Regions from separate parts of the Mus musculus genome. Here region 1 is linked to region 2. The links are chromatin loops, found by intact Hi-C in ENCODE. Cell type or tissue: heart. All regions are shown on one strand. Each heading gives the region's core, and the rest is flanking DNA. Links, peaks and the distances in the headings are about the cores only. Region 1 overlaps Lmtk3 (lemur tyrosine kinase 3). Region 2 overlaps Ccdc114 (coiled-coil domain containing 114).

Evidence for each region. A loop is a pair of places that touch in the nucleus more often than their neighbours do. Peaks named below come from ENCODE experiments on the same cell type or tissue, not always from the same donor. Only the 100,000 strongest peaks of a DNase experiment are listed, where the experiment ranks them.
Region 1: it touches region 2 in a loop (5-fold over the local background); 9 of 42 quality-filtered maps call a loop at or near these places.

The regions. Positions count from the first base shown.
Region 1 is chr7:45,796,773-45,808,679 of GRCm38, forward strand. Lmtk3 (lemur tyrosine kinase 3) reads left to right here. Exons shown (of 15, transcript NM_001290990.2): 12 at 1,427-1,821; 13 at 3,664-3,799; 14 at 4,140-4,277; 15 at 6,860-7,372. The coding sequence ends at 6,876. Cyth2 (cytohesin 2) reads right to left here. Exons shown (of 13, transcript NM_011181.3): 10 at 11,601-11,677; 11 at 11,404-11,475; 12 at 11,161-11,315; 13 at 9,865-11,076. The coding sequence ends at 10,989. Among named protein-coding and RNA genes, the nearest start is that of Cyth2, 12 kb to the right of the region's middle. In heart, for the core only: no CTCF peak of the experiment used is centred there; DNase peaks (open chromatin) are centred at 3,957, 4,779 and 5,955; H3K4me3 peaks cover 1,901 bases; H3K27ac peaks cover 135 bases; H3K27me3 peaks cover 2,629 bases.
Region 2 is chr7:45,931,059-45,942,965 of GRCm38, forward strand. Ccdc114 (coiled-coil domain containing 114) reads left to right here. Exons shown (of 15, transcript NM_001364168.1): 5 at 5,213-5,335; 6 at 5,498-5,611; 7 at 8,597-8,664; 8 at 10,602-10,789; 9 at 11,001-11,135; 10 at 11,520-11,602; 11 at 11,703-11,871. It also overlaps the pseudogene Gm9712. Among named protein-coding and RNA genes, the nearest start is that of Ccdc114, 13 kb to the left of the region's middle. In heart, for the core only: CTCF peaks have their summits at 2,512 (motif pointing right) and 4,221 (motif pointing left); a DNase peak (open chromatin) is centred at 4,227.

The DNA of each region.
Region 1 (11,907 bases), core at 1,673-9,672, 130 kb before region 2:
GGCTGATCTCTTGAGTTTCAGGACATCCAGGGCTATACAGAGAAACTGTCCTTCCCCCACCCCCCCCACCCCCAAATACATAAATAAATAACAAAATTTTAATTGAAAAAAATTTAAAGGAGGCAATAAACTAAGAGGTCTCTCCAATGTGTCAAGCCATGGGTTGTCCATGGCTGGACCCCAAGGGGCGTTGCCCTGACCCCCTCTAGTAGGCAAGTATTAGGGTAGCACAGAGTGAGGAGCCGCTGAGAGCAGAAAGGTGAGTCCCACGGTGAGGTGGTGTCCTCCTGAGTACCTCAAACACTGTGGAGTATACTGCCCCATATCTCTTCTGCAGTGGCACCCCACCCAGGTGTGTAGGAAGATACGGGGGTCACGTGACACCCCTGGGAGAACTCAAATGCTTCAGAGAGTCTGGGTTGGCTTAGGGCTACTGGCTGAAAAGAGGCTAGAGATGGCTTAGGTTTCCCACCCAGGGAGCTGCCATTCATCTGTTAAAATCCCACCCAAACCTTCCCTCCCCAGGAAGCCTTCCCGGTACTAGAGACTATCTTTGCATCCTACTGTGAGAATCCTCTGTCTTGACAGCAGGGAGCCTGCTGTGCTCCTAATCCCACCACCTCCTGAGCAGCAGTGAGGGACAGAACGAGGAGCTAGTGGATGGCAGGGGAGGGTGGAGGTGGGCACTAGATGGTGCATCTCACCTACACCATCCTTCTCTGTCCCCTACTGTCTGCCACCTTCCATAGTGCCTGCAGTGGTTTACTTACCCGATGAAGGAAGGAGTGGCCCTTTTCATTTGCCCGGGAGGAACAGTGGCCCAGAGAGGTGGTTGTGCTTGTTGAGGGACACAGTGAAACAGTGGGGTGGGACTGGAAGGAAAGTGGCCTTGGGGACAGAGAAAGTGGCTAGGAAACGCCCCTTCTGCAGGGGACACTGGTTCATTAGCCCCAGGGATTGTGAGCACAGACCTAAAGCTGCGTGAGGGCCGGTTGTGTTCCGAGGCCAGGCACACTGACCAGGGCTGAACTGCTGCTGCCCTTGGCAGGAGGGGTGTGGCCAGAGCGTGTGTGACTGGCTCTTAGAGGTGGCTCAGATTTGGGGCTCCCCCCACCCCCCGAGCTGGAGAACGTGAAGGACTCGGTTCCAGGCAGAGGGAATGGCATATATAAATGTTGAGTTAGGGGGCAAAAATAGAGAGTCCTGAATGCGGCGGGCTCAGAATGGAGAGAACAGCGGGGCGCGGTGCTGTGGAAGAAGCTTGTTGCTCTGGGTGCTGAGAGCATGCATTGCAGTGGGGAGGGGTCTCTCCCACTGTGCGCACAGAAAGGCCTCAGGAGCCCCCCAGCATACAGCTGTGGGCAGAGCCTGACTCTGTGTCAGGCTGTGTGCGGGGCTGGAGCTCACCTGTCTTCTCCCCTTGCAGCCAAACTCTCCCGGCTCTCGCTGGCGCTCCCACCGCTCACGCTCACGCCGTTCCCGGGCCCGGGCCCGCGGCGGCCACCTTGGGAGGGCGCGGACGCAGGGGCAGCTGGCGGGGAGGCCGGCGGGGCGGGGGCGCCGGGGCCAGCGGAGGAGGACGGGGAGGACGAGGACGAGGACGAGGAGGACGAGGAGGCAGCGGGCTCTCGGGATCCCGGGAGGACGCGGGAAGCCCCAGTGCCCGTCGTGGTGAGCAGCGCCGACGGGGACACGGTCCGCCCGCTGCGGGGGCTGCTCAAGTCTCCACGCGCGGCCGACGAGCCAGAGGACAGCGAGCTGGAGAGGAAGCGCAAGATGGTCTCCTTCCACGGGGACGTGACCGTCTACCTCTTCGACCAGGTGAGGGGGCTACACTTAGTGCACGTAGCACCCGGACTGCAGGGAGATGGACCTCCGGGTGGTCCAGGTGAAGGGGGCGGGCCCAGAGGGATTTACGTGTTCTAGTGCCCTGGGTAGCCGGCTCAGTGGGTGGAGCCTGGAAGGAAGTGGCGGCAAGTGGGCGGGGCCTGGGGCAGCGGCCGGGGTGGGGGTGGGGGGCACTGGACGGGGTGAACGGGCATAGCAGGAGTAGAACCAGGAATGGGATAGGGGCTTTTGCTACGAAAGGGCCGGGAAATCAAGGAGAGACCCGAGGAGTGTTGGTGGGTTTAGAAGGCTGTCAGGTAGAAGAAGCCTAGACAGGCTAGGAATAAAATTAGAGACTACTCAAGAGAATGGTTGCAGAGCCTGGGTCTGCTGAGGGCGAAACCTAGTGCTTTGGGGCCTGGTTTTATCGACAACAATCTTGTGGAGTTGACTCTAATATGTGCCTATGTATATTCTTGAGTGGGGGTGTCCCCAATAAGCTTCAAAAGCTTTGCGTGGCCCTGTCAGTGGGTGGAGGGAGGTGTTTGATGTGGGTGCTGGGCAGCAAACTCTGGTAGGCAGGAAAAGGCCTACACCTTAGCCTCTAAGCATCTCCAGCCTCCCGGGGCTGGGCTTTAAGTGGGGCGGATCTCATCACGTGGAGCTTTAATATGGAGTGAGTTTGGCTTGGTCGCCTAGATCAGTAATCTTTGCTCTCAGGAGGCAGAGTCGAGACAATCTATAATTAATGTAATCTGAATAGTTCAGGGCAGCTAGAGCTACATACCGAAACTCTGTCTCAAACAGACAAATAATCAACTTACCAAAGTCATCTGGACCTGAAATCCCCATATTTAAAAAAAAAAAAAGAGGTTTATTGCCTGAGCCTTGCTATGTAAACCTGGGGTGAGACTGTTTGAGGCCAGGTTGTGAGATAGTTGAAAACAGGGTCAGGTGCAGTGTTCAGAGTCATGAGACCAAAGGATTCCAAAATGGGATGGGACTTTTTTTTTTTTTTTTTTTTTGAGACAGGGTTTCTCTGTATAGCCCTGGCTATCCTGGAACTCACTTTGTAGACCAGGCTGGCCTCGAACTCAGAAATCCGCCTGCCTCTGCCTCCCAAATGCTGGGATTAAAGGCGTGCGCTACCACTGCCTGGCCCAAATGGGACTTTTCAATTTTGTTTGTTTGTTTGAGACAGGATTTCTTTGTATAGCTCTGGCTGTCCTGGAACTTTGTAGAGAAGGGTGGCCTAGAACTCGGAGACCCATGTGCATCTTGGTTTCTCTGTATAACCCTAACTGTCCTGGAACTCACTTTGTACACCAGGCTGGTCTCAAACTTAAGAGACCCACCTGACCCTGTCTCCTGAGCGCTGGAATTAAGGGGGTCCCCACCTTGCCAGACTCAAGGTGGGACTTTGAGAGTTTGAGTGGGACTGGGATAATTGTCCCTTGGTGCGTGGCTGGAGTTAGAGGTTGGGAGGCTACAGGACCAGGCTGTTAGCTCCAAGACATAGGTTTGGATCTCTGCCGCCAAGATCTTGGAGGTGGTGCTGCGGGGTTTAGAACAGCGTCTTGCTCGCTGAATTTAGGAATTCCTGAGCTGGGTGGGGCTTTATAGTTAGGTAAGGAACAAAGACCAGGGTGAGATTAGAGCTTGTAGGAACTTTTGAAGGCAGATGAAAGTTCCATTAACTTCTCCATACAATACATCAGCAATTACAAAATGGGGTACTGAAAGCCCCAGCAATATCGTTGGGTTTTATTTAATTATTGAGATGCCGTGGTTGGGTGTGACAATACGTTTCCTATTCTTTTTCTCTTGTTTTCACAGGAGACTCCAACCAACGAGTTGAGCGTCCAGGGCACCCCCGAGGGGGACACGGAGCCATCAACTCCCCCAGCGCCCCCGACGCCTCCCCACCCCACCACCCCAGGAGATGGGTTTCCCAACAGCGACAGCGGCTTTGGTGAGGGGCGGAACCCAAGATTTGGGCTGCGGGAGGGCGGGGCTTGGGAGTGGAGGGAGTGGCCTTATTATGCAATGGGCGTGTCATGTGGGAAGGGCAGGGCTAAGGGTGACCTGGAAGAGAAGGATTGAATCTAGGAACCCATCCACTCTTTGTAGGCTGGAGCTGTACCGAGGGGCCTGGGCGGAGCTCAGGAAGGCAAGGGCTGGTTGAGGCGGGTGGGGGCGGAAAGGTATCTGAAGTGGGAGGAGGGATGGAGCCTTGCTGGAGGGTAGGGCTAAAGGCGGCCTTGTGCTGGTCTGCTAAGCTGGTGTATAAGTCTAGTTCACTTTCTCCCTAGGCGGCAGTTTCGAGTGGGCGGAGGATTTCCCCCTCCTCCCCCCGCCAGGCCCCCCCCTGTGCTTCTCCCGCTTCTCCGTCTCACCTGCACTGGAGACCCCGGGGCCTCCCGCCCGGGCTCCCGACGCCCGGCCCGCAGGTACAGTGCTTCCAGCAGGACCCTATCCCACCCCTCCCCAACCTGCCCTCCCTTACCTCGCTTCTCTCTCTCTCTTCCATTCACCCACTCAGTCACATTGACATCTCTCAGCTAAGACCAGTTGGTTCCCATTCACAGCCTTGGACAGTTACACCGGTCTCTGACCCTCAGTTGCTTCTTCAAGGATCCTTAAGTACACACTCCCTTGTCCATCTTTCCCATTTCTGAGCTCGGATACCTTGGTGGATCTCCATATCCTCTCCAAGGGCACTTAAAGCCAGGGGATATGGCAGACACCCAGAGAACAGGAATCACAGCAGCGAGCTCACAGTGACCTGACACATTGCTACTCGCTCAATTTCACTGCGATCCTTGCAGTGGATTTTAGTCCCACGGTTTTTACGGAAAGAACTGAGGCACTTAGAAAGGAGCATAGAGCCATAATTCCGGCCCGGCTGCTGGCCCTGGGTGCTGCCCTCTCGTGGTACGCGTCTATTGGGTCCTTGTGCAGATGGAAAATCAGTTCTCTCCTGCCCCCTGCTGGCCACCATGCTGAACGCCCAGGATGTGGGGAAGGAGCTGTTAGTTCCCCAGATCCTCTGAGTTTCAGGATTAACCCTGCCTTTTTTCAGTTGTGTGACGTTGGCCAGTCAGTGTCCCTTTCTGCCTTAGCATCCTCATCTGTAGAATGGGAATGAGAATGGATCCTGATCCTGAGTGTTATGAGGGTATAAGTGGCATAATCCCCCCTACACACACACACACACACACACACACACACACACACAGAGTCACACACACACACACACGCACACACTCACACACACGCACACACACTCACACTCACACACACGCACACACACACTCACGCACACGCAGTCATACACTCACACACTCGCACACACACAGTCACACACACACACACCACACACACACGCACATACACACACTCACACACACACACGCTCACACTCAACTCACTCACACACACTCTCACACACACTCGCACACACGATCATGCAGCCTGGAGCTCCTGTGATGGTGTGTGAACAGCTTGCACAACGGCTGGAGGCAGAAGAGTTTAGCTAGTTCAAGAACAGAAGACAGGCCTGGTGCTCCTCAGGGTTCAGAGTTGGGCCGCGGCTAAGTAAATGGGTCAAGTTATAAAGGACTTGGGGGCCGGGCATTGTGAACACCACTTGGGAGGCAGAGGCAGGTAGATCTGTGAGTTCAAGGCCAGCCTGGTCTACAGAGCAAGTTCCAGTACAGCCAGGGCTACACAGAGAAACTCTGTCTTGAAAAACCAAAATATACAATACTATACTATTTACTAATAGTAATAATTAGTAAATAAATAATAACAAATTTAGGAGAGCTTTGCCTACAGGGTCCTAGGGAACCATGAAGGCCAGTAAGCAGGGAAGGGCCTGGGGCCTGGGAATGGAAGCAAATAGAGGCTGGGTGCTTGAGGAGAGGCTAAGCCGGAGAGGTTTGTGAACTAAGCGCAAGAAGAGAGGAGGGGCAAGGCAGGGGCAGAGGAGGGGCGGTAGAGACAGGATTGGGACTACATCCCCATCTAACCTCAAATGTTACTTCCTGACACCTCCATCTCAGGACCCCTGTGAGCACAGGGCAGGGTGGGTCTAGGGTGTGGGGACATCAGCTAGATAGTGAGTCAGGATCAAGGCTGCTAGCAAGGTGACCTCACGCTTAGTCACCAGGAGTGGAGACGGAGGGCCCAGTGGTATGAAGTCCCAAATCCTTGCCTACTCACACAGATACTCCCGCTGGGCATGGGTGGGGAAACTTACACACGTTTGTCTCCCCAGACCACAGTGAGTGCCCCCTTGGCACTCTCATACCCTCTATTTGACACCAGGTCCTGAGTGAGGAACTCATCCTGTGTACTTTGAAAAGGAGTGGACCTCATTTTCCACTCAAGAAGGGCAGTGGGCTCTGGTGCCTCTGTGTAGCCAGACCTGGGCTGTCAGCACAGAAATGTAAACAGGGGAGGGTGGACCCCTCACCCCACGGGCCTTGGTGCTCTAGGTCCAGAGGATGAATCAGGCTGTGATGTGTGGCTGCTGGGACACACACTCACACACACTCAATTTGTTGGTGAAGACACTGTGTGACACAGGCCTAGGTACAGGCCCCATATTCCGCCTATGCAATAAAGGTGCGAGCAGTCGCCGGGCTCTTCCACAATAACTTATACTTAATAAATACTCAGTACCCGAGAGGAACACCTGAGAAAAAAAGAGAGGAAGCAAGTGATAACCCAGGATGTCTGAGGGTGACAGGGGACCCAGAATGGTTGTGGAAGGCCTCAAAAGAGGGGGCCTGAACCACTTAGGAAGAGCATTTTAGACACTAGGAACAGCAGATGCAAAAAGCCCCTGAAGTAGAACGGTATCTGGAACATTTGAGGGCAGTGTGCCTGGAGCAGAGGGCTGGATGAGGACAGAGAGGATAGGATGGTGCCGCTTCCTGGGCCTTTGCCTTGAGTTGGAAACCATAAGCCTGTCTCCCCTGACTCTGTCTCCCCTGATTCCCATCCTTTCTCTACTCTCTGTTCTCAGGCCCCGTGGAGAACTGACTCCCCAAAGACCCAGCCCCTTTGCATCCCAAGAAGAGGGCTTGCGAGCAGAATCTTGTGTGGACGATGGAGCCATTGCCCCTGACACTGACACAGCCTCTGGGGAGGTGCCTGAGGCTGGGCCCTCCCTCTCCTCCACCATGTGCCAAACAGGAGGCCCAGGCCCTCCACCCAGCCCCCCAGATGAGTCCCCTGATCCCCCTGACCCCCCCGACCCCCTTGGAGCCACATGAGGCAGGAAGCCCCATCGCTGGACAGCCACACGTCTTGGAACTGAACTGAACCGAACTCTTTTGGGCCCAGAGCCCCCTGGCACAGCAGAGGTCTCTCCTGGCCCCATGAGGGCCACTGGCTTCAGGAACCTGGCCCCCCCCCCCCATCTTGCGTCTCCCCTTCCCCCAAGCCTGGCCCCTGGAGGGGGCCTCTGATTCAAACCTTCGCGTGACATTTTCACATTATTTAAAAAAAAAAGACAAAAACAACTTTTGGAGGAAAATGGGGCCTGTGTGTATTTGGGGAGGTGGGAGGGAGGTGCCAGGAGTAGACACTGCATGAAAGTCCCTGTCCTTTCCTTATGGCCCTGAGGCAAGGCGCCCACGCAACAGTGGAGCTTGCTGGCCTCCCTTCCAGCGCATTGGTGGCAGCCCTGACTTACCCTTCTCTGTTCCATGAGGAGTCAGTGATGATGGCTTGGGACCAGGCAGTTTTGGTAATCATGTTCCTGCAGGGTCTGAAAGCTATCACAGGGCCAGACCAGGTGGTGGGAAGAGACTCAGAACTGATCTGCTGAAACTCGGCGGAGTCACCTGCCAGCCACTGCCTGGCCTGCCTGCCCGCACTGGCCGGCTCCATCCACTCATTTCTCTGTTACTGCCCAGCTTCTGGGCCGGCACACAAATACTGTCTATATGATCATGCATGCACACCCTCACCCCCAGCCCTGGCCCTTGCCAGTTGTTCTTCATCTGCCCGACTGCTTGTCTTTGTCCAGTCTTCCTCGCAGTGACCTAGGACTGCTGCTCTGGTTTCTTCCTGTGTCTGTGTTCTCCCATGCATCTCCCCGTGCTTCTCTCTGCCTTAGTTATATTTGGGTCTTGTCCCTGTCCCCTCCCTCCCTCCCGTGGCTGCCTGGTCCTTAGCTTCTCAGTGGCTAGGCTGTTGGTGTCTCTGGACTTGGGTCCCTCATCCTCTACACTTGGGGATCAGAATTTACATGAAGGGAGTGAATTTACATTGTGGAAGAGAGCCAAAGCAAGGGGTGGGTTTAAGCAGGATGGTATATAGGGGTGACAGGACACAGGGTGGAAGGTGTCACAGGAAACCCCTACAGTAGGGTTTTCCTTCCCCATCATAGGATTGGATTGCTGCCTGGCAAGCGGCGACATGATTGAGAGGCAGGTCTGCCCAGGTTGGGGAGGGAATCATGGTAGTAGAGTGGGCTGGATCTTGGCATCCTAGTTCAAAGAATGAGAGTTAGAGACCTAATGCCAAGTCAAGAGAGGTGGGCTAGGACCTGTGCTGTCTACCTGTCTCACTCTGTGTATCTGTGTGTTTGAGACAAGATCTGTCTGTGGCCCTGGCTGTCCTGTAACCACTGTGTAGACCAGGCTGGCCTCTAATTCACAGAGACTGATTAGCCTGCCTTTGCCTCCTGAATGCTGGGATTAAAGGCATCACCACACCTAGCAAGGGCCAGGATTTTTAGGTCTGAGGAGAGAAGGCTGTGGCCTGAACTGGTGGATTATGAGGGAGGGACAGGACATTCATGCCTCAGTCTGAGTGAAGAGGGTGAGAGCCAGGCCAATCCAAAGTCTGAGATGCTAATGTCCTACCCAGTTGCAGGGAGCAAAGTTAAAGGTCTAATCCCCAGGGAGGAGGGCTGGGGCCAGAACTGCTGCATCTGAGGGAGGAACCTGGGATCAGGACCCCTGGTCTGAAGGAGGGTATACTATCGTACCAGCCCTCACCCCACAAACTCATATTCAGTTATCTTCAACCACAGAAACTTACTGCTTCACAATTGTGGAGGCTACAAGACCAAGACCACCGACATCAGTATTTGGAAAAATCTCTTCCGTGTTTTGCAAGCCTGGCTTCAGGTAACCGTTGGCACTCCGTTGGCTTGTCTGTGCTTTGCCCCACTCTGCATTCATCCCCACATGGCACCCTCTGTGGCCTTCTGTCCAAACACCCACTTTGGGAACTTTTTATGTGTGTGGGTATGTTGGTGGGTACCGGGAAGGGCATGGTTTCACATATCTCAATCTGGCTTTGAACACCTTAATTCTTCCTCACCTAGCACATGGATTGAAATGAGTCCCCCTCCCCTGACACTTGGCTTGAAGGTCAGCTTAAAGCAATTTGCAGTGACACAAGCACCTGCAGCCTAGTGTGGCCAACGTTCCCTTGAGATCCGCAATCAAGTGTGCTGATCATCACAGCCCTGGGCCCCCAGTGGTGGCTCCTCCACTCCCTCCTCCTTTAGTCACTGGGTCCCCCAGGACTGCAGACCTCCCCCTCCCTTCCCACCTTCGCCGCTACTCACTCTCAGATCACCACAACCACTTCACTTAGACACACTGCCTCACCTTGGCTTCTCATAGGCAGGCCTGCGTAACCTGTTCTTGCCTCCCTTAGCCACACCAGTCACCATCTTACCTGGGCTGATGGTAGTCACCAGTTGTCAGGCAATGATCCTGGGGTGAGAAGCCCTACTACTAAGGTTTTCCTTTGCCCTCTTGTCTTTGTCACCATCCAGCTCAAACCCACCCCTTAAGCTTGTCAATCAGTGCAAGCCCTTGTGCCAAGAAAACTTGAGTCCTAGGATGTGAAAGACAAGGAACCAAGTTCAGGGACACCTACAAATGGGGAAGTAGAATCCAGATCCCAAGACAGTACCCCCTGCTGCCCGCCACACCGAGGTCGACAGGGCAGGTGAAAGGGTGAAGAACCTCTGATGCTCGCTGCCCAGTGCGTTCCTAGCCCTTTGGGTGACACTCATGTTGTTTTATTTGGGAATCTCCATTTCACAGCAGCCCCTGGGGGCAGGGGAATAGTAATTCATGACCTTTTCCTAGGAGACAAGACGGCCACTGTGAAGACTGCCACTGTCTATTGACACGTAGCCTGAGCCAAAGCCCACCTAAAATAGAGCCTGGATGCTCCCCCTTACCCAGATCAGTGCTGTTGGGGTACACACCCACAGGGGTTTGCAAATCCAATACACACGTTCTGGAATCTTAATTCCCAGAAGGCTCCGGGACAGCATTCATTCTTCCCAGTCAAGCCTGCATGCTAAAGCATGCTGGGAAGAAGCAGGCAGGATTCAGACTTTAAGCTCACCACAGGCCAGGAAGAGTAACAAAAAAGCTTCCAGGCTAAATGTGGGCAGACTATTCCCCCAGCAGCACAGGAGCACAAGACCATTGGGGTCTCTGCATTATTCCTTCACCGAGATCCCCTCTCATGAGTCAGAAACACACACCTCCACAGGAGGCTAGATCTGGGGTTAGAAGAGGCCACTGTCACAATGGCATCCCAGGTACCTCCTGATAGCGCTGTGCCCCCTCCTCTAGTACACTCTGGGGTACTCATGGACAGCACAGCCAGTTCCTAGTGACCGACTCGGGGCCTTCTCAGGACTTGCTCCCTCCTGAGCCAGTCCTTTGTTGTTTTAGTCTTAGTCTCCTGTGCTAGGCTAGGTCTCCAATGAGCACAGGTCCAACATTAACATGGTGGGCAGAGCACATGGAGAGTATGCTGTGCCTAAATACCACACTGAGACAGTAAACTCTCTCTGCACTCAGCACCCACAGGGCTTGAGTGACTTGTCTGGGATGTGCCTGTCTGCACCCTATATGCAGCCCAGCATCCTGGTAAATGTCAAGGGGATGGGTCCTCAGCTCTCCCAAACCCAAGAAATGAGGGCATCTGCAGGCGCAAGGGATTAAATAATTAATAAGATTACCAACATGTTAATTACAAATAAGGAGTCAGGAGCTAGAGGTGGTGATTTTCCAAATGGGGAACCAGGATCCACAGCCCCAGGGCCCAGGGGTCCTGCCACCCAGGCGGGGCAGCTCCAAAATAAATAATGGAGTTGGGGACAGGGGTCAGGGTTGTTCTTGCTTCTTCTTCACAGAAATTCGCTTCTTTCTTGCTGCCAACATCTCATAGAAGGGGTCCACACTTACAGCAGCCCTGCAAAAAGAGGTGTGGTGAGGACCAAGGCCCTGAGCCCAGGCCCGGCCCTCCAGCCTCAGAGTCCAGCCCAACGAGGCTTACTGGATGGATTTGATCCACTCATCTTTCTCCTCCTGGGTGGGTGCTGAGATTCGGTACACCATGTGGTTCCCCTCCACTACCCGGCCGTCAGCCTCTGTTTTGCAGGCTTTGATGAGCTGTCCCTTATTGTTGGGAATGTAAAGCTCAAAGCAGTTCTAGAACACAGGGGAGGGGACAGGTCAGAGGACCCTGAGTCAGTACATGGAGGTACAGGTTTAAGGACAGGCACCTCGTGAGCCTCACCGGCTTCCGAGGATCGTCCACCTCCCGGATGCTCAGGTTCTCTAGGGGGATAATCCCTCGGGGCTCCTTGTCCTGAGAGGGAGAGGCAGAGTTCAGGTTACATGGGTCCCCAGTGACTCCCTTAGAGGGAGAGCTGGGTGCCCTTGCCCCCCCTGCCCCCACCCCATCCTGGCCCGAGTCTCAAGCTCCACCCTCACCGTAGTGTATTCAAAGTAGTAGAGGCAGTTGTCTGTAAGGATGAACCAGCGCCGCTTCCAAGTCTTCACCCGGCCCCCTGCAAGGGAAGGGGTGGGAGGGGCCGGGCTCAGCGGGGAACCGCTGGGGAGGGGGGGGGAGCAGAGCAGGAAAGGTAGGGTTCTTAGGTCTAGGACAGAGGCAGTGAGGGAAGATAGGCAGGCAAGGACAAGCTGCTGGGGCCCCAGGAGTTGGGACCCCCTGCTTGGGCCAAAGGTTCTGCCTATTCTACGGGCACAGGCTCAAGCCCCTCCCCCGGGCCAAGGCAGC
Region 2 (11,907 bases), core at 1,183-9,182:
TAGACTGCAGACTGGAGAGAAGCCATCCACCACCACTGAAGAGCTACCATGCCATGTTGAAAAGAGCCGTATCGTATGGCATTGACAGCAGAGGGGCCCCTCAGTGCTGAGGGCTGTGTTGACTCGTTTTATGTCATAGCGTCACAAGCTAGACATCTCTGGGAAGAGCGAATCTTAGTTGAGAAATGCCTCCTTAAGATTGGCCTGTAGGCAAGTCTATGGTGCATTTTCTTGATTGGTGATTATGGTGGTTTGAATAGGTATGGACCCTATAGACTGTTATGTTTGAACACGTGGCCCTTAGGAAGTGTCATCTTAGGAGGTATGGCCTCGTTGGAGGAAGTGTGTCACTGTGAGAGTGGGCTTTTAGGTCTCCTATGCTCAAGCCCAGTGACATAGTCCCCTCCTGCTGCCTGCCAATTAAGAAGTGAAACTCTCAGCTTTGTCTCCAGCACCATGTCTGTTTGCATGATGCCGTGTTTCCCGCCATGAAGATAACGCACTAAACCTCAGAAACTGTAAGCTAGCCCCAATTAAATGTTTTCTTTTATAAGAGTTGCCTTTTGGTCATGGTGTCTCTTCACAGCAATGAAACCCTAACTAAGACAATGATTGATGTGGACGTGCCCAGCCCACTGTGGTCCTGGGTGTTATAAAAAAGCAGGCTGAGCAAGCCCATGAAAGACCAGTCAGGAAGTGTGGTTCTCCATGGCCTCTGCTTCAGTTCCTGCCTCGAGTTGCTGCCTTGACTTCCCTTCATGAAGGACTGTGACAGGAAATGAACCCTTCCCTCCCCAAGTTGTCTTTGGCCATGGTGTTTTATCACAGCAATAGAAACCCTAACTAAGATAGAAATTGGTACCAGGAGTGGGGTATTGCTATGACAGCCCTGACAATCTGTTTTGGGGAGGATTGTGGAAGGACTTTGGAACTTTGAGCTGGAAAAGCTTTTGACTGCTCAGGCTCGGTGATCTTTTGTAGAAACTAAAAAGATAAACCTGAGAGCGGTGCAGATGATGGAGGCCTGGCTTGTGACACTTCAGAGGGAAGTTTGAGCATTTTTCAAAGACTCTATCAGGGTCACTTGTGTGATATTTTGAATTAAGAACTGCTGAAGTGAAACCTTTACTTTACTGGGACAATTGATTTTAGTCTGCTGGGGCTGAAGACTCGGCTGTGATTAAGAGGCCAGCATCACTGAGGTGAAATCTGGGAGTATTTCCTCAGCGTCAGCCCACAGAAGCTGTGGTCCAGAGGGAACTCAAGTTGATAAGGGATCAGTTGTGCTGCCTAGTTTATGTGAACTTGTCACAGCTAGAGACATATTTGGTAAAACAGAATCCTAACAGAGAAAATACCTCCATAAGATTGGCCCACAGGCAAGTCTACAGTGCATTTTTTGATTGATGGTTGATGTGGGAGGGCCCAGTCTATTGTGGGTGGTACCACCCCTTGGCAGGTGGTCCCAGGAGCTATTAGAAATCAGGCTAAGGATGCCATGACAACACCAGTAAGCAGGTTCTTCCCTAACTTCCTTTCACAATGAACTGTGTTCAGGACATGGAAGCTGAAATTAACCCTTTCCTCCCCAAGTTGCCTTTTGCTCATGGTGTTTATCACAGCAATAAAAGTTCTAACTAAGATATTTGCCAGCAGTTATTTGATGAGGATCAAGAGGTTTCATGCTGGGCTGAGGTCTGGACTGCAGCTTTGAGAGGTACTGAGCCTAGAGGCCCAAGAACTATGAAGTCAATAGTTACTGATACACAGGTGACCCCTTGTCAATTTGACACACGAACATATCACTTGTTAAACCATAACCTCTCCTTTCCTGTTGTTCCCAAGATGTCATATTAATAATGGCAATATCACAACATATAACATATCCCAAATGTACTGGCTGGTTTTGTGTGTCAACTTGACACAGCTGGAGTTATCACAGAGAAGGGAGCTTCAGTTGAGGAAATGCCTCCATGAGATCCAACTGTAAGGCATTTTCTCAATTAGTGATCAAGGGGGAAAGGCCCCTTGTGGGTGGGACCATCTCTGGGCTGGTAGTCTTGGTTCTATAAGAGAGCAGGCTGAGCAAGCCAGGGGAAGCAAGCCAGTAAAGAACATCCCTCCGTGGCTTCTTCATCAGCTCCTGCTTCCTGACCTGCTTGAATCCCAGTCCTGATCCTTTGGTGATGAACAGCAGTATGGAAGTGTAAGCCAAATAAACCCTTTCCTCCCCAACTTGTTTCTTGGTCATGATGTTTGTGCAGGAATAGAAACCCTGACTAAGACACCAAACTTTAAAAGTTCCAGGCTTTAAAAAGTTCCAACTCTTGGGGCTGGAGACATGGCTTAGCGGTTAAGAACACTGACTGCTCACAACCATCTGCAATGGGATCTGATGCCCTATTCTGGTGTGTCTGAAGATAGCTACAGCATACTCATATACATAAAATAAATAAATCTTAAAAAATGTTTCCAACACTCTTTTTAAAAAGATTTATTTATTATTATATCTAAGTACACTGTAGCTGTTTTCAGATGCACCAGAAGAGGGCATCAGATCTCATTACAGATGGTTGTGAGCCACCATGTGGTTGCTGGGATTTGAACTCAGGACCTTCGGAAGAGCAGTTGGTGCTCTAAACCACTGAGCCATCTCTCCGGCCCTCCAACACTTGAAATATGGATAGAGTACCCAAAGGACAATTCCAGAGGCTTAAGAGAGGAGACTTTGGCTTCCAGGGGTGACATTCAGCCGGTGGTTCGGAGAGACATACCTTCCACTTTAGACCATGGCCAAGTTCATCCATAACTTTTCGGAGAAGTCACCATCGATGGTGGCCGCAGCTGTGACTTACTCGAAGCCTCGATTGGCCACATTTTGGCACTACGCCAAGGTTGAGCTGGTTTCCCCGAACCCCTGGTGAAATCCCTACAGCTATTCAGAGTGTGAAAAAAATCATTCAAAGTGCTAAAACTGGTAGCTTCAAACACCTTACAGTGAAGGAAGCTGTGCTGAACGGTTTGGTGGCCACTGAGGTGTGGATGTGGTTTTATATCGGAGAGATCATAGGCAAACGTGGCATTGTTGGCTATGATGTTTGAAGACCAAACTTTAATTTCCGAGTTGAGTTCTTATTTGGATGTTCTTGGACCATGTGTAACAGGACTGCTATCTGAATAAAATACTAGGTGTTGAAAACACTGCTGTGTTTTCTCTGTCAAGAGGAGACTTTGTGGGCAGTCCAGAGGTTACGGGGGATGCGCCCTTGAAGGAAGTAGCAGGATCCTTTCTTTCAGCCTCTGCATCTGGGCTCCTTGGGGAGGGGGCTTGTTCTGAAGCTGGGACCCCACCATCGCTATCTAGGGCTTTCTCCAGGCTTCCAAGGCAGGGGGGGGGGCGGTGATAGAGAACTGAGGAGAACAGTCAGTTCCAGCAGCAGCAGCAGAGCACTGACTTAGAGTTCCGGTAGACCTGTGGGTTTTGAGTTGTCCCAGCTGCCCCCAGTGCTGTGTGACAGCTATACCTTAACCAGCCCAGTTCAAGCAGCCCACCAGGTGTCTGTGTAATAAGTCAGGAGCCATTTGTAAAAATAATATGCATAGATCAAAAAAATGTTCACTTTAAATTCTTTTCAAATTTTCTTTTTATTTCTGATTTGTGTGTGTCTGTGTAAAGTATGTGCACAGAGGTACCCATGGAGGCCAGAAGAGGGCGTCAGATCCCCCTGGAGCTGGAGTTATAAGTAGTTGTGCATGATGTCAGGCGGGTGCTGGGAAGGCAAGAGCAGTAAGTGCTCTTAACCCCTGAAGCATCTCTCCAGCTCTAGATTTTATTCGTATTCTTTTTTTTCCCTGTTGAGATGGAGGTTCTCTGTGTAGCTTTGGCTGTCCTGGAACTCACTCTGTAGACCAGGTTGGCTTCGAACTCAGAGATCCACCTGCCTGCCTCTGCCTCCTGAGTGCTGGGATTAAGTGTTTGCTGCTGCCACTTACTGCCCGGCTGTTGTGATTGAAAACTGCATGAGGGTGATTGTGGATTCACATGAAGTTTTAAGAATGGCGAGGAGAGTCCCCCCCACCCCACCCCCAGCCCCCGCTGTACATTTCACTCAGTGTTCCCCAATTTGGATCTTTATTTCATTCGATTTTTATCATCGCTGTTGCTGAAAACTGGTTCAGAAAAATGTCACCTCACTGAAAGGCAAACACTGCCACCTTGTGGTAATCCCTCAAGCCACCAGGGGCATGTGGTAGGCCACCACCTCGGCCCACGTGCCCTCACAGGGTATATATCATATATCCTCTCAGCCCCAGAGACCACTGGCCAAGATCAAGGTACAGGCTGGGTTGTTTTCCCAGCGCTTAGCAGGAGCCTATCCCCTTGCTCCTGGTGTTTTGCTGACCCTGTTTGGTTGGTTGGTTTTTGTGTGTGTGTGTGTGTGTGTGTGTGTGTGTGTGTGTGTGTTTGAGACAGGATTTCACCATGCAGTTCTGGCTATCCTGAAGCTTTCTCTGCTGGCAATCTGTCTTTAGGTCATATTCTGAGGCACCGGGCATCAGGGTGTTTGACGGGTATCTCTGGGGATACTATCTAGCCGATATCAGTACAGACTCCGACTCGGTCACCATCATTCATTCAGTCTACACTCTGCTGAGCAAGTCCAGACACAGCAAGAGCTCAGAAACCAGGTCATGTGGGAAGCTGGCAGGGTCGCTAGGCAGCCTTAGCATCTCAGACTCCTTTTAACTGCTGGCCTTAGTCTCCCAGTATCCTCCTCTTTCTGGGGACTGTGATAGCAGCAACCCAACCCTTCCATCTCATGTGCATCTTCAAAAACACCAGGAGAGTCAGAGACAGGTAAATCTCCGAGTTCAAGGCCAGCCTGGTCTTCATAGCGATTTCCAGGACAGCCAGGGATATACAGTAAGGCCCTGTCTCAAAAAAACCAAAGCAGAGCAAAGCAAAGCAAAGCAAAGCAAACCAACAAACCAACCAGCCAAACAAACAAAAAAGGCTACCAGATGAGGGGCAGAGCTGGCTAATCAGGGGCCACAGTCCCTGTGTTTTCCCGGACTTGGGTCCAGTGGCTACAAGGGCATTTTGGCCTCGTTGGGCGCTGCAGAACAGAAGAGGGCTGCCGGGGCTGCCGGGACAGCAGATGTCCTTGATGCATCTCTCCCAGGCATGTGATGGATGCTGCGTTCCCTCCAGATCCAGGACTGGGAGACCCATGTCCTCACGCAGAGTAAGGAGGCCTCGGCTCCCGATCTCATCATGTACCAGAAGATGAAAATCCAGAGAAGGATCAGGATCCTTGAAGACCAGCTGGACAGGGTGTGTGCCCTCCAGCTCTCCAGGACAGGCTTGGCATGAAGGGTGTCGGGAGGCGGGCACTGTGGGCTTGAGGGTCCCCTTAGATGGATAGGAACAGGGTGGTCCCCACCTCTGACACGTACCTGGGCCTCATGAATGCTCTGACATCCCCCCCCCCCCCAGGTCACCTGTCATTTTGACATCCATCTGGTGAGGAATGCAGCCCTGCGGGAGGAGCTGGAGCTGCTGCGCATCGAGAGGGGCCGCTACCTGAATATGGACCGCAAGCTGAAGAAGGTGGGGGCTCGGAGCTCTGCCCAGTCAGTCCTTTCCCTCCCCGAGTCCACGGGCCGGGCTCCTGGGCCCAGGCTCACCCCAGCGCAGGGGGAAAGAAGAAAGAACACACCTCTCCTTCATCTCACTCCCATGCACAAACACCAGCTTCCCGGTGAGCTCTGTCATCTGGGGCAACCTACAGGCCCACCAAGCCGTTCATATCCCCCGAGATCTGAGCACCTTCAGAGCCCTTTGAGGAGCTAACATTCTCTCCCTCCCTCCTTCCCTCCCTCCCTCCCTCCCTCCCTCTACCCTCCTTTATAAAACTTCTATATCAAAACAATTTTAAACTTGTAACCATACACAGAACTTCTCTATACCCTTCACCAGGATATATAACACCCTTGCCTGAGTAACGCCCACCACCCTGGCCAGTGCCATATATGTATATGTTTATGTATGTACACTTGGATAGGTTTCTTGAGAGTCTTATTTTATAGCCCAAGCTGGGACTTGAGCTTCTGTCAATCCTCCCACCTCAGGGTCCCTTTTGCTGGGTTACAGATAGGAGCCATCATACCTGGCTATGGTTGGTGATTTGCCTCTCTCTGTCTCCTCCTGTACCTTGGTCATTCTTGCTCCATTCCCCACTCCCCTCCCACCATGACCTTGGTGTGGTGGGAGTGTCTCGGCCAGCTGTGTTTTTGGGGAGGAGGTCGCTTGTATGGACCATCTGCTTTGCTTAGTACTCTGTTGGAGGCAGGGCACTTTAAGAAGAAGCTGGGCTTGGGATTTGGTGTTCAGGTGTCACAGCCACGGAGGAGATAGATGCTCTGGCATGGAGTCTCCTTTGATGAGTCTACCATGCCAGAGATCCGCACTGTGCGCTCTTGGTGACAGCTAACGCCGTTGCCTGAGTAACGCCCACCACCCTGGCCCGTGCCACATTCTTACTAGGTTCAGCGTTGTGACTTCAAGGTGAATGTTACAGTTACTACACTGGCCATGGACCTCTGTCACGGATGCCGCCTCGCTGTCCCCTCCCTGTGCCCTCTCCTGCTCTCTCCTCCCCTGGTCCTATTTCCCCAACAAGTTCCCATTTTCTTTCTCTTAAGAAAAAAAATCTTGCCTTCAAATATTTAATTGTGTGCATGTGTATCTGCTCGTGGGTTTGTCCGTGCGCACACAGGAGGTCCTCTGGAGCTGGAGTTGAGTGATTGTGAGCTGCCCAAGGTGGGTGCCTGGAAGTGAACTCTTAACCTTTGAGCTATCTCTCCCACGTCCTGTCTTTTTTATCTCCCAGTGGGAAGTAGGGATTGGAAAAAATCAAGATTTAGGCCCCATGCAACCCCATTGTGTCTATGTTGTTGGGTTTTCCTGTCCTGTCCTTTCCTCCCTACAGAGCATCCCATACTGTCAGAACACTGTGGGCAAGTGGTGTCCTGTTAGCATGGCCCGCCCCTGCTATCAGTCCCTCCTTCCCCTAGGAGGGTTTTGGTGTGTTCATCTGTTCAAAAACTTCCTGGCCCAGCTCTTGTTTCTGTCTTCTGCATGGTTCTATGTCTCATCTGGAACACTTCATTCACCTCTGTTTGGGGTCAGTTTTTTCATTCTGAGGTTTTGGTGACTGACTGACTCTTCCACTGAGGTGTGGCCCCACCTGGGCTTTGTATTACGTTTCTGTCTTGTCTTTGTTGACCTAACTTTTCTTATAAATTTGTGAAATATTAACAAGCCAAACAAAAACAGTTCCAAAAATTTGGGCACAGTGATGCACACCTGTCTTCCTCTGCAGCAGAGGCAGCAAGGTCGGTGCAGGGCAGCCTGGGCTACAGATCTATATATATCTATATATACCCTGTCTCAAAAGAAAAGGCTCTGGAGTTCATGCCCAAGCTCCTGACCAGACCCTCAGCCCATTAAACCAAACCAAACCAAACCTCCAAAAACCTATCCCAGGAACCACCCCTCCCCCTCTACTTTGTATTTAATGGCCCTGCATTACTTATCTCCCTAGTTTCTGGGCTTATCCACCTCTAGATTATTTTTGCAAAGGTGTGTGTATGTGTGTGTGTGTGTGTGTCTTTTATCCACATGCACGTGTGTTTGCTTTACTTTATGTCTATGAGTACACTGTCGCTGTCTTCAGACACCCCAGAAGAGGGCATCGTATCCCATTACAGATGGCTGTGAGCCACCGTGTGGTTGCTGGGAATTGAACTCAGGACCTCTGGAAGAGCAGTCAGTGGGCTTAACCACTGAGTCAGCTCTCTTTTTACTGAAAATATGTGGCTACTACGGAGAAGTTAGAAAACAGAACAGCAGGTCATGGCGTGTTACATATCGAGGTGGTGAATTTTATAGAGAAAGGAGATTGGAGGTGAAGAATCCAAACTGACCAGGACTGCTTTCCCTAGGGCCTTCTTGGTCCAGCACATCATGGCAGATAGTATAAAGGGTGGAACATGGGCATAAAGGAGATGGCAAATCAAGGGAGAGGCAGAGGGCTGGACCTGGACCTCTGTCTTTTTTGAGATCAGTGTCTTTAGCAACCTTACATTAGGCACTACCTTCTGAAAGTCTCAGTAGTTCCCACTATGGCCGCCCAGAGACCAAGCTCCCATCCCAAGACCCTTGGTGGAAACACCACACCAAACCCCAGGATAGTAATGACACCTACACAGGTTTCCAAACCCATGGGCAAGTTGGGCTAGGGCTTTGTTGCTGGGTAACCTCTCCCACATGTCCTCCTGATTTTCCCCTTTTGGGACCTCATTGAAACCCCTTTTCTGATTCAAGGTCAGTCTGATCTACATAGGCTCAGGATAGCTGGAGATAACACAGTGAGGCCCTATCTCAAAAACAAAAGCAACCCCCACCAACACAAACAGAAATAAAAAGTCCTTTCCCGGACAGAGGCTCATAGGAGGGTCTGCAGTGGTAGGAGTGGGACTGCTCCTTCTTGGTGCAAAGGCTGGAGGAAGCCAGCTCATTGTGTCCCTGTAGGAGATCCACCTACTCCGGGAGATGGTTGGAGCTCTCAGCACATCCTCTACTTCTGCTTATACTGCCAGGTAAGCTCCCCCACCCCCGGGGGCACTTGGGTAGCAGAGGCAGTAAGGGGTGGGAGCCAGGAGGCCTGGAGACTCATAAAGAAGGGTGGAACCTAAAAGATACCCCCAACTCTTCTGCCACACCCTGTTCCTTGGGGGTATATAAATGGGGAATTCCATCTGTGACAGCTTCAGACCTGAAGAATGTAATCAGGGCTGGGTCCCAGGGGCAGACACACAGCCCTCAGGCACAGACATGCCAGATGGGATTGGTAGTGGAAGCTACTTGGGTGCTGGCTTCCCTCGCTATCTAGGCTTTTTGGCTCTTGGCCCTTGGCTCAGTGCCTGCTTCCTCTCTCAGGACCTTTGATCCTGGGGCATCAGTAAGTCCACCTTAAGACCTCCCTCCCTCCATCCCTTCCTCCCTTCCTCTCTCTCTTCTTTGTTTTTTGAATGCTCATTGTCTGCGTTTAAAAGTGTATGCCAGCCTGATGTGATGGTGGGTGGTGCTTGCCATTCCAGCACTCAGGAGGGAGAGGTAGGAGTTCAAGGCCAGCCTTAGCTACAAATCCAGTGTGAGGCCAGCTTGGGCTGCACAAGACCCCATGTCAGACAACAAAAGTGCACAGTCCAGGCGCATTCGCCATGGTGGACAGCCGTTGCTCTATCCAGACACTTGAGCAGCAGCTCTCTCCTTTTCCAAAGCTCCAGCAGACCTCGAATTTCCTCTTTGCCTCTGGTGTCCTGAATGTTCCACAGACAGGGTGAGAAGCGTGTCTCCATCCTTGGTGTGTCTCTATCCTTGTCCAGAGCACACATGTTAGTTCTTCACTCTTTCTGCTGGCTGTTCTGTGATTTCTCTCTCTTCTTGATCTTTTTTCTTGTACACTTATTTATTTTGTGTGTATGTGTCTGCATACATGCACGCATGCATGCTCACGTCATGCATGTGGAGGTCAGGATAACCTGCAGAGGTCAGCATTCTCCTGCCACCCCGTGGGATCTGCCACGTTGTCATGTCTGGTGGCAAACTCCTTTACCCGCTAAGCTATCTCCTTAGCCAAAGTCTGATCTCTTACCTTTGCCACCCTCCACCGCTCACCCCTACCACCTAGGTCCAGCTTCTCCACACCTTGGCTGGCTTTTGACCTCTGGCCATTTGTCTAGATGTACTTCTGTCTTTGGTGTCTTGTTTTCAACTTGCTCTCTAGTTCTAACTTCGAGGAAGGGAATCCGATTAGCTAGTAACTCTCTGCGGATGACATATCGGTGAGTTCATTGAGCCACCTGGGGTGAGCTGTCAGGTGGGGCACAGGGACAGGCTGGTTTCTGTTCTGGGAAGGTATGGCTTGACCAGCCCACAGGTTCTTGGGACTGGGCCTTGCTCTGGAGAGGCCATCTATGTTAGAGAATGACTAACTAGCCCTCAGGGGTGGCTCTGGGAGGAACCCCCCAGGGCAGGCAGAGATGAGATCAGGATTAGAATAGCCTAGGGCAGGGGCTCTTTGCCATTGACCCGTCAAAGCATCAGGCCCTTATTCCCAGCCAAGCAGGGCAGGCACATCATTCCTGCCTTCATGGGGTGTGCTTGAGTATGGAAAAGACCCAACTCCCCAGTCTTACTCATTTCTAGCTACAGACCATCCAACCTTCAGTGTCACCCAGGCTGTCCTTTCTGAGTCTGGGAATAATCTCTGGCAGGGCCTGACTACCTCCTTTGGCCCTCTGAGTAAATGATCAGATGATTCCTGGCCTCTGTGTACCCTGTGTGTCCACCAATCTTGTCATAGCTAGTCCTGATCCTGATCTAGGTCTTCCAGCCTAGAACTTTCTCTGCTCTTTGTGAGCATCCTTGGGAAGCCACCTGGCACCGTCCTTTTGTAGGCCCAGGCTGACCCCAGCTCAGTCACCCATCTTTTTTTTTTTTTTTTTTGACTTACATGCCCCTCCTGTCCCAGGGAAGAGGCCAAGACCAAGATGGGCATGCTTCAGGAGCGCGCAGAGAAGGAGCTGGCTCAGAGTGATACGGAGGCACAGATCTTGCTGCGACAGATATCGCATCTGGAGCAGCTGCATCGATTCCTTAAGCTCAAGAACGATGAACGACAACCGGATCCCCGTGTGGTGCAAAAGGCAGAACAGCGAGGTGAGGCCAGTGCTTGCACCGAGCACCTAACTCAGGGCCACTACAGCTATCATCATCCCTAGGCCCTCAGAGAGGGTGAAGCCCCTTAGGAGAAGGTGGGGCAAAGACTAGTAGAGCTGGTGAGCCGGCAGGGCAGAGCCTGTTGGAGAGCGGTGGGGAGTGGGGGCCTTATCCAGGATGCAAACCCTCAACTTCCCCCTGTTACCCATAGACTGGGAAGTGTCAGAAGGACTCCGAAAGACCTCCCAAGAGAAGCTAGTGCTGCGTTATGAGGACACTCTGGGCAAACTGGCCCAGCTGACCGGCGAGAGCGACCCTGACCTTTTGGTGGAGAAATACCTGGAGTGTGAGTGGGCAGAGTGGACGAGAGGAGGCGGGGCTACCCAGCACCACCCAAAGCACGGCACACTTGCCTTGCCCTGGGGATCCTGCCTTGTCTCCAGTTTTCATTCTGTTGCTTGGTGTGCCTCCCTTGCATCTGCCTCTGTTTCTTTCCATATGTCTCAGACTTCCTCTCTCCATATCTGTCCCTTGACCCTCTCTGTCTGTTTCCTTGGGCCTTCCCAAATCTTTTACCAACCCTGTCTTTCTCGGTGTGTTGGTGCCCTTCTGTGGCTGTTCCTGTTTCATCTGTCTCTGTTTTTCTGCCTTTGTTTCTGTCGCCTTGCAACCCTTAGTGATCCTTCTGTTTCTAACTCCATCCCTCTGGACCCCCCCTGCACACCCCCAGTGGAGGAACGCAACTTTGCTGAGTTTAACTTCATCAATGAGCAGAACTCCGAGATACACCACCTTCAGGAGGAGATCAAAGAGGTGAGCAAGGCCCACCCTCCTTACGCCGCCCCACCTCCCAGACTCCCATACCCTCTCCCCAGGCCTAGAGCGGACCCAGCTCCAGCCCCTGTCTCTGCAGATGCAGGAAGCCTTAGTCAGTGAGCATGCCAGTCAGGATAAACAGCGCATGCAGCAAGAGCAGCAGTGCAAAATGTTGCAGCAGGATGTGGACAAGATGTGTTCTGAGTCAGAGCAGCTGGAGGGTCGCTTCCAGGTGCTCCGAGGTCAGCTGGAAAAAATCAAGACTGGTAAGTCCCGCAAGGTTCCCTCTCCCAGCCGGAAGC